2 separate regions of the Mus musculus genome follow, and region 1 is linked to region 2. A link is a loop called in an ENCODE intact Hi-C map of the cell type or tissue named here. Cell type or tissue: heart. All regions are shown on one strand.

Region 1 (8,000 bases), 88 kb after region 2:
CAGTTGGTGGAACTGTTTGGGAAGGATTAAAAGGTGAAGAGGTTTATCGCTAGGAGAGGGCTTTGAGGTTTTGAAAGCTCAAGCCATTCCCAGTTTTTCCTCCCCCCCCCCTCTCTCTCTGTGTGTTTCTCTGTCTCTGTCTCCCCCCACACACACACACCCCCGACCTCTCTGCCTCAGGTAGTTATCTCATCATGAGAGCTCTGCTCCAGCGCCATGTCTGCCTCATGTCTGTCTGCTTGCTCCCACCATGATGGTCATGGACTCAGCCTCTGAAACGACAAAGCCCCCAATAAATGCATTCTTTGGTCAGCTGGTGTTTGGTCACAGCAGTACAAAAGTTAAAACTAAGTCAGAGAATCAGAAATTTAGGGAGAAAAAAATGGAGGCATGTATAAGGGGAGAAGGGGGGAGAGGGAGGGAAGGATGAGAGAGAGAGAGAGAGAGAGAGAGAGAGAGAGAGAGAGAATGAGCAGGCAGGAGGGTATACTATAACCCTCATCAGAAAAAATTTGTGCTTGTGAAAATGGGCAATCCAAATTATTTTAACCTTTGGATTTTTGTATGCCTAAACTCCTACTATCTAATAACAAATTTAGCATAACAATATGAGGAAAAGATTACTGTGCCCTCTTCTTTATCTCTGACCTGTTCACCAGTCTACTGGTTTCTCTGCAAAAAGAAGTCTAGAACCAGCCTCAACTCTCATCATTTCAGCCCCTATTATTTCCTTTAAACATAATATCATCCATAAACTCTCACACTGCTATTATCTGCCCACTGCATTTCCATATTTTCCAACAATTGCCAGACCAGAGCTGCTGGGTGGCAGTCCTGTGTGGCTGAGTGGAGACCAGCTCAAGGGGAGTACCCGAAGTGGGGTTGCTCAATAAATGTTCAAAGGTCAACAGTCACACTGCAAAGGGCATCTAAGAAACAAAGTATCTTCTCTCCATAGGCTTTCTCCTTGTTTCCATTTCTCTTTTTGCATGGTGGCATGTGCCTGTGGCAACAGGAACAAGAATTTGTGGCCAGCCTGGATTATACATTGTAACCTGTGTCTCCAAGAGAAGAGAGAAGTTTCCACATATTCACAGGATGGAGACAAAGGAAACACCAGAGAAGTCCAAAGCCATGGCTATCACAACACACCACTGAACTCGTATACAAATGATCTCTGTACATCTGAGTCATAAACTCTCTGAAGCTCACGAAGCACTGATAGGCAGCTCCGCCCTCCACATCTGGATCCTGCTGGATGGAGAATAATCTGAAGACTGCAGGCCCTGACTTACCTGTCCCACTGATTCCTTCCCAAGGCAGTAAGCCCATCAAACACCCCAGAGGCTCAGTGGATTAAGTGGGTGGGTGGGCAGCAGCAAAAGTGTCTGGGGGGGACAAACTGTTTCCCTATTTCCCAGTTTACAAGTCTCCTGTCCTACCGTCACCCTCTGCAACAGATGACTAATACACCAGATACTCTACTTAATCCACCATCAATTAAGCCACCGTCTCCAGTGTTGTACATACACAGCCCTCTCAGGCCACTTGGCCTCTACTGAGCTTTGCAGGATGCTACCAAGTTCTTGTTCTCCAGTCCAACACTAAATTCCATGGTGCTACCCAGGGCCTCACAAAGGGCTCAAAGGCCCCCTTCCTTCTACTGTAACTCTCCCCCCACCCCCACGAAGCCCACCTGCTGCACAAGTTGTCCCTGTTCAGGGGGGTTCGTGGCCACTCAGCTGCCCAGAACGTTCCACTGTCTACTAACCCTTTCAACCAGAATCCTGTGGTCTCCTACCCACTACTGAATTCTCAGGAGAGTCTCGGTTGTCATCGTGGACCCTGACCCCACCCTACACCTGCTAGCTTTTCCTGAAGCTAAAATACATGATTTTAGGTAGAAGCATATTCCTCATTTCTCCAACCAGACTCTGCTCCCAAAGGGCCGTCTCCAGACTGGCCCAGGTGCAGACAGTCACCAGCAATTAACCCGAGCGCACCGTTTAGGTCTGTTGACCCCCTCAGCGACATTCAGTAGAAGGTTATGAAAGGACCATCATCTGAAGTCCCTTTTACCAGAGGTGGCTCCTTAACCAAAGGAATCATTCCAACCCCCTAGGCAAAACACGACAATTCCCCTTCCCTGATTGAGCAGGTGCTCTAGCTAATAACGCGAGCTGATCCCAATCTCTTAACAGCTTTGAGCCATAACTTTTAGAAGGGGAAAATGCCTTGCTTGGAGACAACTTCAAAGCCTATCGTATTTTTGTCCTATCGTTCCACAGAAGACATTGAAAGGAGAAACAAAAGCGGCATGCTTAACTTCGCTACGCAACTATAGTGCCTCAGTTTCCCCTCGAAGCGAAGACAGCCCCCGCCTCCTGGGCCAGAAAGTCCTGGATCTCTAGAACCTCCCGATGATCTGGCCTGAAGTCCGCAGCTGCAACACCACCTGGAGCCACAGCTGCGTCCAGATGGCCAAGTCCGGGCCTGCCTGGGCGCACCCTTCTGTCACCTGGCGGGGCCCTAGGGCGCCCCGATCTCGCTGCCTTGGGGCAAGCTCTAGAAGCTGCGTCTCCAGCGTTCGCGAGCCAGGTCACACCAGATGCACCTGCCTCTCTCGGCCCGTGGGTCCCTGAGCTCCAAGCCCGACCGGAGCTCGCGTGAGAAACGCAGGAAAAAGGAAAACAAGCCATAGGCAGGGCCGTCCTGGCCTCGTCGGCTGCCACCGAGACACCACCTGCGACGCGGCCGGGCGGCAGGGACAGAGGCCGGGCCGGGCCGCCGCGCGCGCCCCTTACCGGTGAGGCGGCCGCCCCCCTCGCCGTGCCCGCGGCGCCGCTGCAAGACGAAGTAGCAGCTGCTCTTCTGGGTCACCCAGAGCTTCAGCGCGTTCTTGAGCAGCACCTCCTCGGGCTTGAGCCACATCGCGGCGAACCTGCCGCGCCTGCGGGTCCCGGTTCACATCGCCCCAGCAGCCGGCCGCACCGGGCCGAGCCCGCTTGGAAGGAGGCGGCGGGAACTGCGCGCGGAGACAGAAGCGGGAGCGCCTGCCGAGCCCCGGAGCGCGGAGACCACAGCTCGCCGGGCTCACCCCGCGCTGCCTGCCGTGGCCCCGCCCCGGCTAGACCCTGCCCACCAGCCGCGGTCCCGCCCACCCCCGAAGCCACGCCCTCCACCCTCCCCGAGGCTCCAGTGGCGCCTCCCTGGTTTCCTAGTCTCTGCGGCTCCCGGCCAGGGTTCCGGAGTGGCGGGAGGAAATCGGAGCCACTGCCAGGTCTCCTCCCTCTAGTCCCGGACGAGTCTCGAATTCCCTCCTTCCCGGTAGGAAGCGAGCAACTGCGCAAGTTGTCTCCACGCTCCTTGTTTAAAAGCTGGAGGAAGGACCTAGGGGGAAAAGACATCTTGTTATCCAAGCTGCAGGTTGCCCAACCCAGAGTCTTAACCTTAAAGAGCACAATGCACGCCAGTAAACTGGAGTGTGTTCAAGTTTCAAATAACCAAAAGCTAACACTGAAAATTGGAGACAATTGTATCTGGATTTTTTTTTAATGCTGCGCTCTTCATTTTTTTTTTAAATTAACACAGAATGCTACATATTTTAGTCCATATATACAGCAAGGAGAGGGTCAGAGAAATTGCTTTCCGTTAATTCAAACATTTACATTTCTTCTTTATTACATTTTATTTATTGGAGGGGGTGGTCACGAGAGACAGTTTGGCGCGTGGAAGTCAGAAGACAACTTTGAGGAGTCAGTCTTGGCTTCCATTATGTGGACCCTGGGAATCCAACTCAGGTCATCAGGCCTGGCAGCAGGAGTCATTCTTGACATCCCCCACTTATTATTTCTCTTACAGAATATTTTTTCATGCTTTTGTAAGGATACAACTGAAGCTATAGGAGAGGTGGCAACGCAGAAACCTGAGTCCAGCAGCAGACCATACTGAACACTGAATGTCTTACAGAGACATAGGACCTAGAAGGCACCACTATGAGACTCACCCCTGCAGGTCCTCTCCGGAAAAAAATAAGGCTCTTGTGTCTATTCTGAGAAAACATTAAAGAAAAAAACAAACCCACTAGAACATGGGAGCAGGTAATAGTAACGAGAAGCCACGGGGCATGTGAGTACAGGGTTTTAAATAAATATTTTCTCTAGGCTAGAGTAGACATGTTAGCTGTCCTTGAAAAAGGCCGAGGGAAAGGGATCCACGTGTTCTCTGTGGGGAGGTGGTTAGATCGGATATCTTAGCCAAAGGGAGGGGAAAGGTTCCCTTAGTCCCTGGGTTTTGACAAAAGGACAAAATGTGGTTGTTAAGTAGGACAGAACTGGAAAGTAGAAGCTGTCCTGGGGGAGGATCAGAAACTGGTCAGATCCAACAGACAGTAGCCCTGTAGAAAGCAAAGTGAGACGGGAGGTTGGGGGATGGGGAGGACGGTGGAGGGGAAAATAAGCAAGTTTTAGAGCCATGTTGTATACAAATGTCACCACGAAGTAAGCCCATTTCTCTGCAGACCAATCAAAAAATACAGAGAGAAAGAAGAGGAAGAAGAAGAAGAAGAAGAAGAAGAAGAAGAAGAAGAAGAAGAAGAAGAAGAAGAAAGAGAGATATTGAGAAAGCTGGTACACTGGCCAGCCACAGGCAACCATCTTCTCAAGAAAACAGAAGTTTATAAGCCACAATCACAGGCTTGGAGCCACACCAGAGTCAGAGGAGTCAGGGATGGGTGGCAAGAAAAGATTCCTTCACGAAACATTCCCAGGCACCCTTTGCTCTCTGAAGCACTTCGGGCCAGAACCATAGAGGTGAATTGGATATTAGTGCTTTTGTGTAACAAGATATTTCCTGGGAAAATGCAACACACATGTCTACTCACCTCAGATACCGATCCCATGACAGACCAAAGTGTGGACGCCACCAAAGTCCAACCTGGTCAACCAATGAGTTTTCTTGGGGTTACTTACAGGAATATGGGTGAGAGGTGACTTACAAGACCAGAAATGACTCAAAGACAGCTGCCTCACCAAAACCCACACCAGCATGAGTGACAGCTCACAAAGCTGGGAACCAGAAACACAGTGCACAGCCTGAGGGCAGGAGAGTGTCCTTTCTAGGTACCTCGGTTGGTCTACACTCTTCCAGGCAGATGGGCTGGCTGGTTTTTGCTTCTTCCAGGGAACTAGCTGGTCTGGGCTTAAGAGTCTTCTTTGTGGCCTTGCTCTACTGCATCTGAGAGGGACTCTTGGCTTTTATTGTTACTCTGGCAGGAAAGGGTAGCTGGCAGGGGTGGGGGGTGGGGGTGGGGGTGGAACCGGGTGGTGTGACTCTAGCCGGTTTCAGGGCCTTCCTGAGGCTATTTGTTTACCTTCCTGCTTAAGGAGCTTCCCTGTAGGATGGAATTTTTTTTTTAAAGATTTATTTATTATATGTAAGTACACTGTAGCTGTCTTCAGACACACCAGAAGAGGGCGTCAGATCTTGTTACGGATGGTTGTGAGCCACCATGTGGTTGCTGGGATTTGAACTCCGGACCTTTGGAAGAGCAGTCGGGTGCTCTTACCCACTGAGCCATCTCACCAGCCCCAGGATGGAATATTTTAATCTTGGTGGAAACTATTATACACCTGCCCTAGAGATTCACAGATGGGAAAACAGACACAGAAAATTGACGTGGGCTGAAGATATGGGGATGCACAAATGGAATCTTCAGGTGCTGGAGAAACAGGTTGAGAAAGCTCTAGAGAACACCTTTTGCTAGACTAGAGCTTTAAAAAAAAAAAAAAAACACATAGGCTTGCCACAAAGTCAAGGCTAAAGGCTCCTGGCTGCCTTGGCCTCTAGAGCTGTGAGGCACATTTCTAGTCTTTATAAATTATTCACTCTGTGGTATTCTGTGATAGCAGCAAAAAACAGATGGACCTGCTACACACACCCAGTGAATTATCAGTGGTTCTGATTGAATGTTAAATCTCCTGACCCATCCACAGTCACTCAGGTTGCAATTATTTAGCGCTTCCCCGTCAAATGTTAAAAGCAAGAGAAGTAGGGGCTGGAAAGGTGGCTCAGTGGTTAGAAGCAAGACTACTGTTCTTGCTGTCTGGTTGCCAGCACTCAGACAGCTCCAGGGATCCAGCAGTCTCTTCTGGCCTCTAGGCACTGCACTCCCATGAACAAACCCACAGAGACACGCGTGATTTAAAACATTTTTTACTCTTTAACTTGACTCGAGGGGAGCAGAGAGAAGCTCCTGGGGCTTACCTCTCCTCCCATTTCTGAGTCTCCTGCCTCTGCCTTTCACCACCACCTATGTCAGAGAGGAGCCAATAGAAGGCAGAAACACTCAGAGGGCGCTCTAAGGAGCTCAGCCTTCCAGACACAGAACAAGGAAGGAGATCCAGGGGAACTGGGGAAGAAGACATCCACAGGCACACACAGCATCCTCCTGTCAGCCACCTCTGGGTGCTAATCACCCCTTCATGGTGTTATCTTGGGTTGGATTGTACCCCTCAAAAGGTCTAGGTTGGCGCTCTAACCGCCCCCCAGCACCCCAGACTGTGACTTACTTGGAAATAGGATGCATGCAGATATAATTAGTCAGATGAGGTTATTAAGATAGATGTTAGTACAGTGAGCGGGATCCTTACAAAGGAGGAAGTTGGGGCAGGCGCACAGAATATCGTGTGCTGATGGAGTAATGCTGTTGCAGTCTAAGTAAACTGTAGGAGCTCAGAGAGAGCCTGGAACACCCTAAGAAGGTGCCAACCCCAGTGACTTGATTCTAGGCTTCCACACCACTCAGGTTCTGGACAGGACCCTCCCGGCCTTATACCAGGAATGACCTCAGGAAACGGTTTATTGACAAAGAAGTCTGACTGAGTTACTCTTCTAACTGTGCACAGGAAACACGGGCATGTTAGTAACCCATGACGTTCACTGGCAGCAGGATTACTCCAAGAAGCCCTGGTGGTGGTGTGAGGGGTGGGTAAAGAACAAGGCTTGGGGGCTCTTGCTGCTAAATGTGGTTGCTATGGCAACGATGGGATTACAATGAGATGGCTGTTTGTGACTGCTCTGAAAGGGAGAGAGAGAGAGAGAGAGAGAGAGAGAAACAAAGAGAAACAAACAAACAAAGAGGAAGGAAGGAAGGAGCATAAAGTGTTAAATTCCCATCTCAAGGTACAGATGTGATGAAATTTCAAAGAAGTTCTTATCTGTGTGGCCACAGAATTGGCCAACTCTTCTTACGATCCTAATATAATTGTGCTGGTTATAGAACTGGGGCAAAGGTTCCCATCCAACCTCAGCAAACTCCCTTGCTAAGAACGGGACGCTGATTGGGAAGATGGAAGTCAACAGATACGTTTTGGAAACCTTTGGACTGACACAGACAAAGCCAATTCCCCAAACCAAGCCTCCCATCCCAGCCTCCACCTACAGGGAAGCCTGAGAGTCTCTGCAGCCTTTACTTAGAACCTACGTCCGTGCACATTGACTCCAGGCCCTCAAAAGAGAGTCTTCGTGGAAGGAGACTCCAAGGTCAGTTTGAGAAGGGAAGCAGAAATGCACAATACACCTCAGAGTTGGAAAACCCTTCCCATACATACTGGGAAGAAGTTGAAGGTCATGTATGGCTCATATTCTAGAGTGTCAGGCCAAGGATAAAACTGGAGTCAGCAATATTTGTAAATATTTACATACTCACAATTATTATGTTCATGTATATGATTTTTCAGAATGATGAAAGAGTTTGGGGAAATGTATATAAATATACGTATATGCCAAAATATCTTTAAAACCAAGAGCTGGTGACACTTGGGAGAGGTCTCAGGCACCTGTCTGCTGTACAAGCATGAGGACTGAGCTTAATCTCCCAGAACCAAAATAAGAAAACCAGTGGCACATGGTTATAACCACAGTCCTGGGGAGACAGCCAGGGGAAGGGGCCTGGGACATGCTGGCCAGCCAGTCCAACCAACTCAGAGAGCTCCAAGCTC
Region 2 (8,000 bases):
AGGTGAATAAGTTACTATTATACCCTGGGAAGCAAGAGGGAGGGTGCCTGCCCAGTGATGGGCCAGACATTAGTAGGAGGAGCTTGAAGGAACATGGCCAAGGCTGGCCTAGGCAGCGGCTGTACAGTTACTGCAGTGCATTAAGATGAATGGGCGGGAATCTTGGACAGGAGACAGGCAGAACCAAATTGATGCAAGAGGGAGAAAGGAGAATATAGGGGGATAGATAATGGGAGAGATAGTGCGGTCACTAGCAAGGATGGCTATGAGGAAAGTCTGGGGAAGGGTCTAGTCTGAGTGTAGTGGTTCAAATGAGAATGGCCCCTATAGGCTCATGTATTTGAGTGCCTAGTTGGTGAACTGGTAAGGAAAGATTAGGAGTGTGGCCATGTCAGAAGAGGTGTGGCCAGGTCAGGGGAGGTGTGGTCATGTACCCAGCAGCCATAGAGAGAGGACTACCATCCGACTGAGGCCTCATCAGGCCTCCTCTGAGGACCCAAGTGGTATTTGAAAAGTAATCAGACAGCATCTACAATCTCACCTCACTGGGTACCACATTTCCAGTGGAGGAAGGGACAACAGAAACTGCACTGAGAAATTCAGTTCAACACTACACAGCACCGGTCAGCAAATACAGTTTTTCTGTGTTGTCCCTATCTGGGCTCAAATCCAATAAAGACACTTTATGTCCAGGTGGTTTCATTTTTTTTTTAAAGATTTTTATGTGTGTGTGTGTGTGTGTGTGTGTGTGTGTGTGTGTATGAATATGCTGTAGCTGTCTTCAGACACACCAGAAGAGGGCATCAGATCTCATTACAGGTGGTTGTGAGCCACCATGTGGTTGCTGGGAATTGAACTCAGGATCCCTTGGACAAGCAGTCAGTGCTCTTAACCACTGAGCCATCTCTCCAGCCCCTGTAGCCCAGGCTGCCTTGAACTCATATATCTGAGGCTAGCCTTTAACTTCTGATCCTCCTGTCTCTACTTCCCAAATGCTGGGATCACAGGTGAACGTCTCAGCACCAGGAGCAGGCTTACAGTTTTGTTTATCATTTGTGAATGAAGGGGTAAGACTGGTCCTGTTACATACCCCAGCTTGGCTAGGAACTTTCAATCCTACCTATCCCAGCATCTCCAGCACTGAGAGTACAGGCACACGCCACCACATCTAATTCATGAAGCCACTGATAAGGAGAAGGTCACTGCTCTGGACCTCATACTTCCTGAGGGGGACCGCAGCTAACCAGGGGCTCCCAACTCCATGATGGTGGTTTACAGAAACAATCCTGACATGCTGCTCACAGGAAGGCCATTCCAGAATCTATTCCAAAGACTACAAAAAGTTTGAACACACCAAAACCTACCTGAGAAAAGCAGCCACAGCCTTCCACGTAACGACTCGGGGATCCCCATGGCCACCAGCTTCCGGATCTTTTCAGTGCGGAACATGCACACGGTCCTGCCGTACTCTACAAAGTGGTCGTTCCACAGACTGATTTTTATCTGTTCCCGGGACTGGAAATGGAGGTGTTTGTTAAGGTGACAAGAAGCCATAATCAGTAACAGTATAAAGAATGTCTCAGTTTATCAGGGACCAACAGGAAGAGCAGTGATAACAGTGTTCACACACACAACACGTATGAGCCGCTGCCAGGCATAAAGAATCCAGGACAAATAACACAGAGCCCCAAGGAGCCCTGCAGAGGCGTCTGTGTGAACACAGTGCACAGTTCATAACAGGAACATGTCACCAAGTACAGAGGCAGCTCAGACTGAATGGGAGACACAGATGCAATGGGGAATTTGGGCAATGCCTCTTTGGGGCACTGACACAAAGCCAACTACTAAAACACCACTCGACTCCAATGTCTGCAGACTGTAACAGGCACCCAGCATGCCCTGAGCTTCCTGACAGAAGGGGGGAAAACTGAAACCTGGAAAAAAATATTTTCAATTTTTTTTAAAAAGAAAATGTCTTTTATATAAATGTGTTTGCAGGAGTCAGAAGGGGTGTAGATTCCCTGGGACTGTAGTTAGGGGAAGTTATGAACCACCTGGTTGGGTCTCTGCAAAAGACACAAGTGCTTTGAACCACTGAGCCACCTCTGCAAAGCGCATTCTCATTATCAGAAATGAGGGGGACATTTATTTTTCTAAAAGTCCTTTAAAACTGTTCATATGTCAGGAGTATCAGGCCTTTTATAAAATATTAGCTACTATTTGTAATCATTACTGTCCAATAATGTGAGTAACATATTCATAAACCTACATTTTGGTCATTCGGACAAGGAATGGCTGAACATAGTGTGTACAGCAATTAAGAAGACTCGGTTTAGATTTAAAAGGCTGGTAGCTAGGAAGTAGCTAGTTGTTCTTGGAGCTACCACCTGGGCCTGTGGCTGGCTGGCTGGCTGGCTGCCTGCCTGCCTGCCTGCCTGCCAGCGAGGGTCCCGTTCTAGTCTATTCACCAACTATACATGACTCCTACCTCCCTATTATAAATTAAGCAACAGGGGCTGGCAAGATGGCTCAGCAGGTAAGAGCACTGACTGCTCTTCCGAAGGTTCTGAGTTTAATTCCCAGCAACCACATGGTGGCTCACAACCACCTGTAATGAGATCTGATGCCCTCTTCTTATGTGTCTAAAGACAGCATCTGAAGACAGCTACAGTGTACTTACTTATAATAATAAATAAATAAAATCCTTTTTAAAAAGCTTAATAATTAATTAAGCAACAGGGCCTGGGGAAATGGGTCTGTGGGTAAGGAGGGCTTGCGGTACAAACATGAATACTTGAGTTTGAATCTCCAGAACCCAGGTGAAAATGCAGTAATTTCAGTGTTGGGGTTCAGGGATAGGGAGCAGGTAGAGACAGGTGGATCCCAGGATTCTGCCAGTCTGACCAAAATGCAAACTTCAGGTTCAGTGAGGAGCAAAGAAAAACCCGTGTGAAAGGCATACACAGAAGGCCTGGCTAGTAACAGACTCGTTGCACACCCGGAAACCTATAGGGGCAGCACCATCCTCTGGGCAGGCTGCACGCCGCACTCCGCACTCGAGGAGCCAGCTCCCCACTGCCCTTCACTTGGTGCCTAGGACAAAAGAAGCGATGGCCACCCAGAGCGCACACACGCTACTCCCCAGAGCTGCTGCTCACAGGCATCTCACTCACCAGGCGGGAGTCGGGGCTCTGGCTGCCAGACTGCTGGAAGACGGCAGTCAGGGGCTCGGGGTGTGGCAGGGGGCGCTTCTCCTCTCTCTCTTCGCTACTTTGAGAAGCCACCATCTCAAGATCCCCAAACTTGTCAGTGCAGATGCTTGCTGAGTAAAACACAGGTGAAGCCTACAAGTCCAAGAGAGGAGGCACAGAGAGCACCGCGTGTCAGTTAAACCTAGAGCCCGCTGTTACTGTCAGGTACCTGTGACAGAGACGGGATCCCAGGGCAAGCTGGCTAGGGACAGTAGCCGTGTAGCACACTCTGAGTCTGACTGAGAGAGCCTGCCTCAATGATCAGGATGATTCCTATCTCCACCATATGTCCACATACATTTATACATATATGCTCATAACACACGCACGGAAATTTAAAGATGAAAAGATGTTTCCTAATGGAAATCACGGCTAATGATGGACCAGCAAACCCAAGTACATTCTTGTATCTCTCTAGTCTTAGGATGCGAAACTCTCCCTCTTAACAGATTATAGCCTCCCTGAGCATCAGCCCCAGCAACCTTGAAAAGGGGATACCTGCGCTTCAAGAATATGACAAGTGTCCCCACGGGGAGGGGTGTCCCACTGCTCCTCTAACTGGAGGGGGAGGGGTGTCATATCAACTTCTCCAACCCAGGCAGTATGTGGAGCGTCAACTCTCCAAGGTGCAGGTAACCCCATGGACCCTTCTGATCCAGGCATCCCCCAACTCAGAACACCAGAGCCTTCAGATGTGACATCACACTAATGCACGGCCCAGCCGTCTCCCCCTATACACACACACACACACACACACACACACACACATGGCCTGTCTTTCCAAGCACTCCCTTTGGAGACTATGGCCCTCCCGGAGGTCACAAGAAGAGTCACAGAATGCTGTCCCTGTAAAGGCTCCTACCATGTCATCATCACTTGGCGAGGTCTCATAGTGCACAGGGTGGTTGGCGTGGACCTGCTTCAGTCTCAGCAGCAGGCCCTCCACCAAGTTCTCTCTGTCCTTGAGCTCAATGAACTGGAAGGCCATCTTGCTGCGGATGCTCACGATGATGGGGTTGGGCAGCAGGCTCGTGTCTTCCATCTTCTCAATGCTCACTACCTGGAACAGAGATGACACACAAAGTACAAGACAGGAGCCTGGCAGGTGTGTGATCATGCCCTCAGACATATCCAGGAAGAACTCCATGCAAAGGCAGGAAAGTGGGCTGGGCAGTGTTACCTGTCAGTGCCACAAGGGGGCAGCAGCCCAAGGCTCTGTGCACAGGTTGAGTGGCTTGGCAAACAGATCACAAAGTAGCAATCTGCCCCCCAAAAAGAAACTACATCATAGATGAAGCCTGGGACAGCTGGGCTACCTGGAATAAGTCACTCATAAAAAAGATAAATACCAGGGCTGGAAAGGTGGCTCAGCAGCTGGGAGCACAAACAAGTAGGAGTGCTGAATGACTGCACTGAGGGCTTTAGTCTCTAAGTGGGACAGAGTCTCAAGTTGGGAAGATGGACATCCCGGAGATGATAGTGGGGATGGTTATGTAACAGAGTGAACATGCTTGGTGCCACTGAAATGCACACCTAGCAGTGGCTAAGGGGATGAATTACGTGATGTGTGTTCTGGAGAGCTCTTATTTTTCTTTTTGAAGACAGGGTTTAGCTATGTAGCTCTGGATGGTCTGGAACTCACTGTGTGGACCAGGCTGGCCTTGAACTCATAGAAATCTGCCTGCTCCTGCCCCCCAAGAGCTGGGACCACACCTGACATGGCTTTCTTAGTTGACTGTTTATAAAAAGAGCATGTTAATTGCATAATAACAACATGGAGATCAGAGATCACGAGGGGGGGGGGAGGTGAACCTTCTAAATAATTAAGCAGCCAGACTCCAGCACTGTAGCTGTCTTCAGACACACCAGAAGAGGGCATCAGATCCCATTACAGATGGTTGTGAGCCACCATGTGGTTGCTGGGAATTGAACTCAGGACCTCTGGAAGAGCAGTCAGTGTTCTTAATCTCTAAGCCATCTCTCCAGCCCTGAATTATGATATTTTACAGTAAGATACTTAACTTTACATTTTTAAGCTGAAGTTCTAGTAAGCCGAGGAAGTGGCCATTTGGTTTCTGCAGGTGGCACTTTTTATAGATTGCTTCTCTCTCAGGTGGGGGTGGGGGTGGGTGAAAGGGGAGAGCTCTCATTCCCGGCACACTCTTGAAGAGCGGCTTCACCAGTGAGGAGGAGGTTGGAATGCTCTCTTTACCCAGCCCTTGTAGGCAAACTCTGGGCTGTTAAAGCAACACCAGAAGAGCCACAGCCACCCCAGGAATGAGCAACTCAGGTTCTGCTCCTCAGAGAACCAGGGGGCCATCTTTAGAATAAAGTCCTGGTATGTGGCCACCCTTCCTCCGCCCTGACAGGGCAGCGGCAGCAGCAGAGGCTGCGGTTTGGATATGATTTCCACGGGACCCCAGAGGCTCACTGGTGAGGAGCATGGTCCCTGTGAAGCTGTGATAAGAGGAGGTGGGGTAATTAGAGGTGGGGTTGCTGTGGTTGGGCCTCTGGGAACATTTCCCCCAGAAAGGACTAATACAGTTCTCAGGAGACCTCAGTCAGTTGTCAGAAAGTAGGTCACTTGGAACAGCAACAGGATAGGCCTTTGCTCTCTGTTTTACCATGTGATATCTCCAGCTACTACATCACCATTTTTTGGATAAGGCCTCGATCAGATCTAAGCCCAAACAAAACATAGCATCATTTTTTTTTTAATGAGCTAACCCTCTTTTCTTTATAAGTTTATCTGGCCTTGAGTGTTTTGTGTTTGAGCAACATAAAACAGACTCAAACACTTGGGTACAAATTGCAAAGGGTGCTTCAGGAGCACAAAGCAGGCAAGCATGGGTGAAAGGTGTTAAGTCTACCTCTCTCAGGGGAAGCACAACATTACAGCAGCCATCCTCTCTGCTGGCAAAGCAGATGTAGCTGTCAGAGGAGAATATCCGTCCGGCTGTGTGGCAGCGACTGAAGGGCGTCCAGAGGGAACAGTCTGCCACAGCGTGCAGCTTCTCCTCCCTCGGCAGCCTGAAGAAAGCCCGGAAGAACTCGTTCTGTGCTCTGGCCTCCAGGTCCCTGGGGAGCAATGGGGACAGAGGGAATGAACATACAAGCTCACAGAGAAAAAAAATACCTCGACGTCCACTGGCCCAGCTGGACAGCAAGGGTGTGCAGACTGGCTGTATTTCCCAGAGACTGAGTCATCCCTGGGCTCCAAGTTCACAGCCAACCCCTAAAGCAAGCAGAGCTTCTTAGGTCTGCACAGAGATAACCCATGAGCCATGAATCAGGATGCACATCCCTGGGGGCTGGCCAGAGGGCCCTGAGGTCAAAAGCGCAGGCTGCTCTTCCAGAGCACCCAGGTTCCATTCCTAGTACCCCCCCCCCCCAGAGTCTCACACTTGTCTATAATTCTAGTTCCAGGGAAGATCCAATGCCCTCTTATGGCCCCCACAAGCACAAGGCCCATATGTGGTGCACAGACATACGCATGCAGGCAAAGCGCCCATACACATACATCTTTAAAGAAATAAGCATGCCTGGCTGGTTTGGTTTGACCACAAAAATGGCATAAAAATGTAAATATAAAAAAAGTCAGGTTACTTTAAGTGTCTGAATAATAAGTGTCAGGTTACTTTAAGTGGTTTGAATAGGAATGGCCCCATAGACTCACGTGTTTGAATACTTGGCCCATAGGGAGTGGCACTCTTATTAGGATATGTGGCCTTGTTGGAATAGGTGTGACCTTGCTGGAGCAAGTGTGTCACTGTGAGGGTGGGCTTTGAGGTCTCAGAAGCTCAGGCTACAGTCAGTGTGGACACAGTTTCCTGCTGCTCCCTGAGGATCAAGATGTAGAACTCTCAGCTCCCTCTCCTGCACCATGTCTGCCTGCACGCCGCCATGCTTCCTGCTGTGATGATAATGGTCTAAACTTCTGGAGTCCCGATGAAATGTTTTCCTATATAAGAGTCATGGTGTCTGTTCCCAACAGTAAATCCCTAAGACACTGAGTGTTGCCCAGGATGTGGGGAATCGTAGCCTTCACACGCTTTTGGTAGGCATGTGAAGTGACATGCTTTGTGTAGGAAACCAGTCTCACTGCTTAAGGGAGACTCACCATTTTCCCAGAAATTCTACTCCTGGGAATCCACAAACAAGAGACACGTAGGCCTGCTGACAACTCACATACTAACATTAACGCTAACAATAACAAAAAGTGGCCCAAATATCCATCAACTGATGAACAGCTAACTACAACGTGGCATGTCTCTTTAATTGGATAGAAAGTACTCAGCCACAAAACAGGAGGGAAGGTCTTGATACACATGGCGATTTGGATGAAGCTTCAATATGCTAAGTATGGGGCCAGACACAGAGACCTCAGCCTGATTCTGGCCACACAGTAGCTGACAAATCCCTTACATCATCCCAGCACAGCTAAAACATCAACAGGGTCCTGTGTAGTAAGAAGCCAGCCCCATATGGGGGTCATCACCAGCCCATCCTCTCAGGCAGGGTTTGGTCACTTCCTTCTCAGACAAAAGGTTAGGGGTAAACCCCAAACTCAAGTGACTGGAGTGACACTAAGAAGGACTGTCTTTTGGGGGGGGGGGGAGATTTAGTAAAGAAGCCTTAATGCCATAGTCGCACAGACAGACAGACAGCAATGTGGTGGGGGCTTTGAGGACAGTGAGGGCCAACATGGCTGAGTAAGGGGCCCTTCTTTCTTTAGAGGAGTGGGGAGGT

What was found. Peaks named below come from ENCODE experiments on the same cell type or tissue, not always from the same donor. Only the 100,000 strongest peaks of a DNase experiment are listed, where the experiment ranks them.
Region 1: it touches region 2 in a loop (2.9-fold over the local background); 5 of 42 quality-filtered maps call a loop at or near these places.

Annotation. Positions count from the first base shown.
Region 1 is chr1:39,475,636-39,483,635 of GRCm38, forward strand. Tbc1d8 (TBC1 domain family, member 8) reads right to left here and starts at 3,112. Exons shown (of 20, transcript NM_018775.4): 1 at 2,805-3,112. The coding sequence starts at 2,931. In heart, no CTCF peak of the experiment used is centred here; DNase peaks (open chromatin) are centred at 2,666, 3,196 and 3,806; H3K4me3 peaks cover 2,209 bases; H3K27ac peaks cover 1,884 bases; H3K27me3 peaks cover 360 bases.
Region 2 is chr1:39,387,944-39,395,943 of GRCm38, forward strand. It overlaps Tbc1d8 (TBC1 domain family, member 8), which reads right to left. Exons shown (of 20, transcript NM_018775.4): 6 at 6,122-6,329; 7 at 4,114-4,311; 8 at 3,174-3,344; 9 at 1,365-1,515. Among named protein-coding and RNA genes, the nearest start is that of Rpl31, 24 kb to the left of the region's middle. In heart, a CTCF peak has its summit at 4,440 (motif pointing right); DNase peaks (open chromatin) are centred at 3,968, 4,408 and 6,368; H3K4me3 peaks cover 357 bases; H3K27ac peaks cover 482 bases.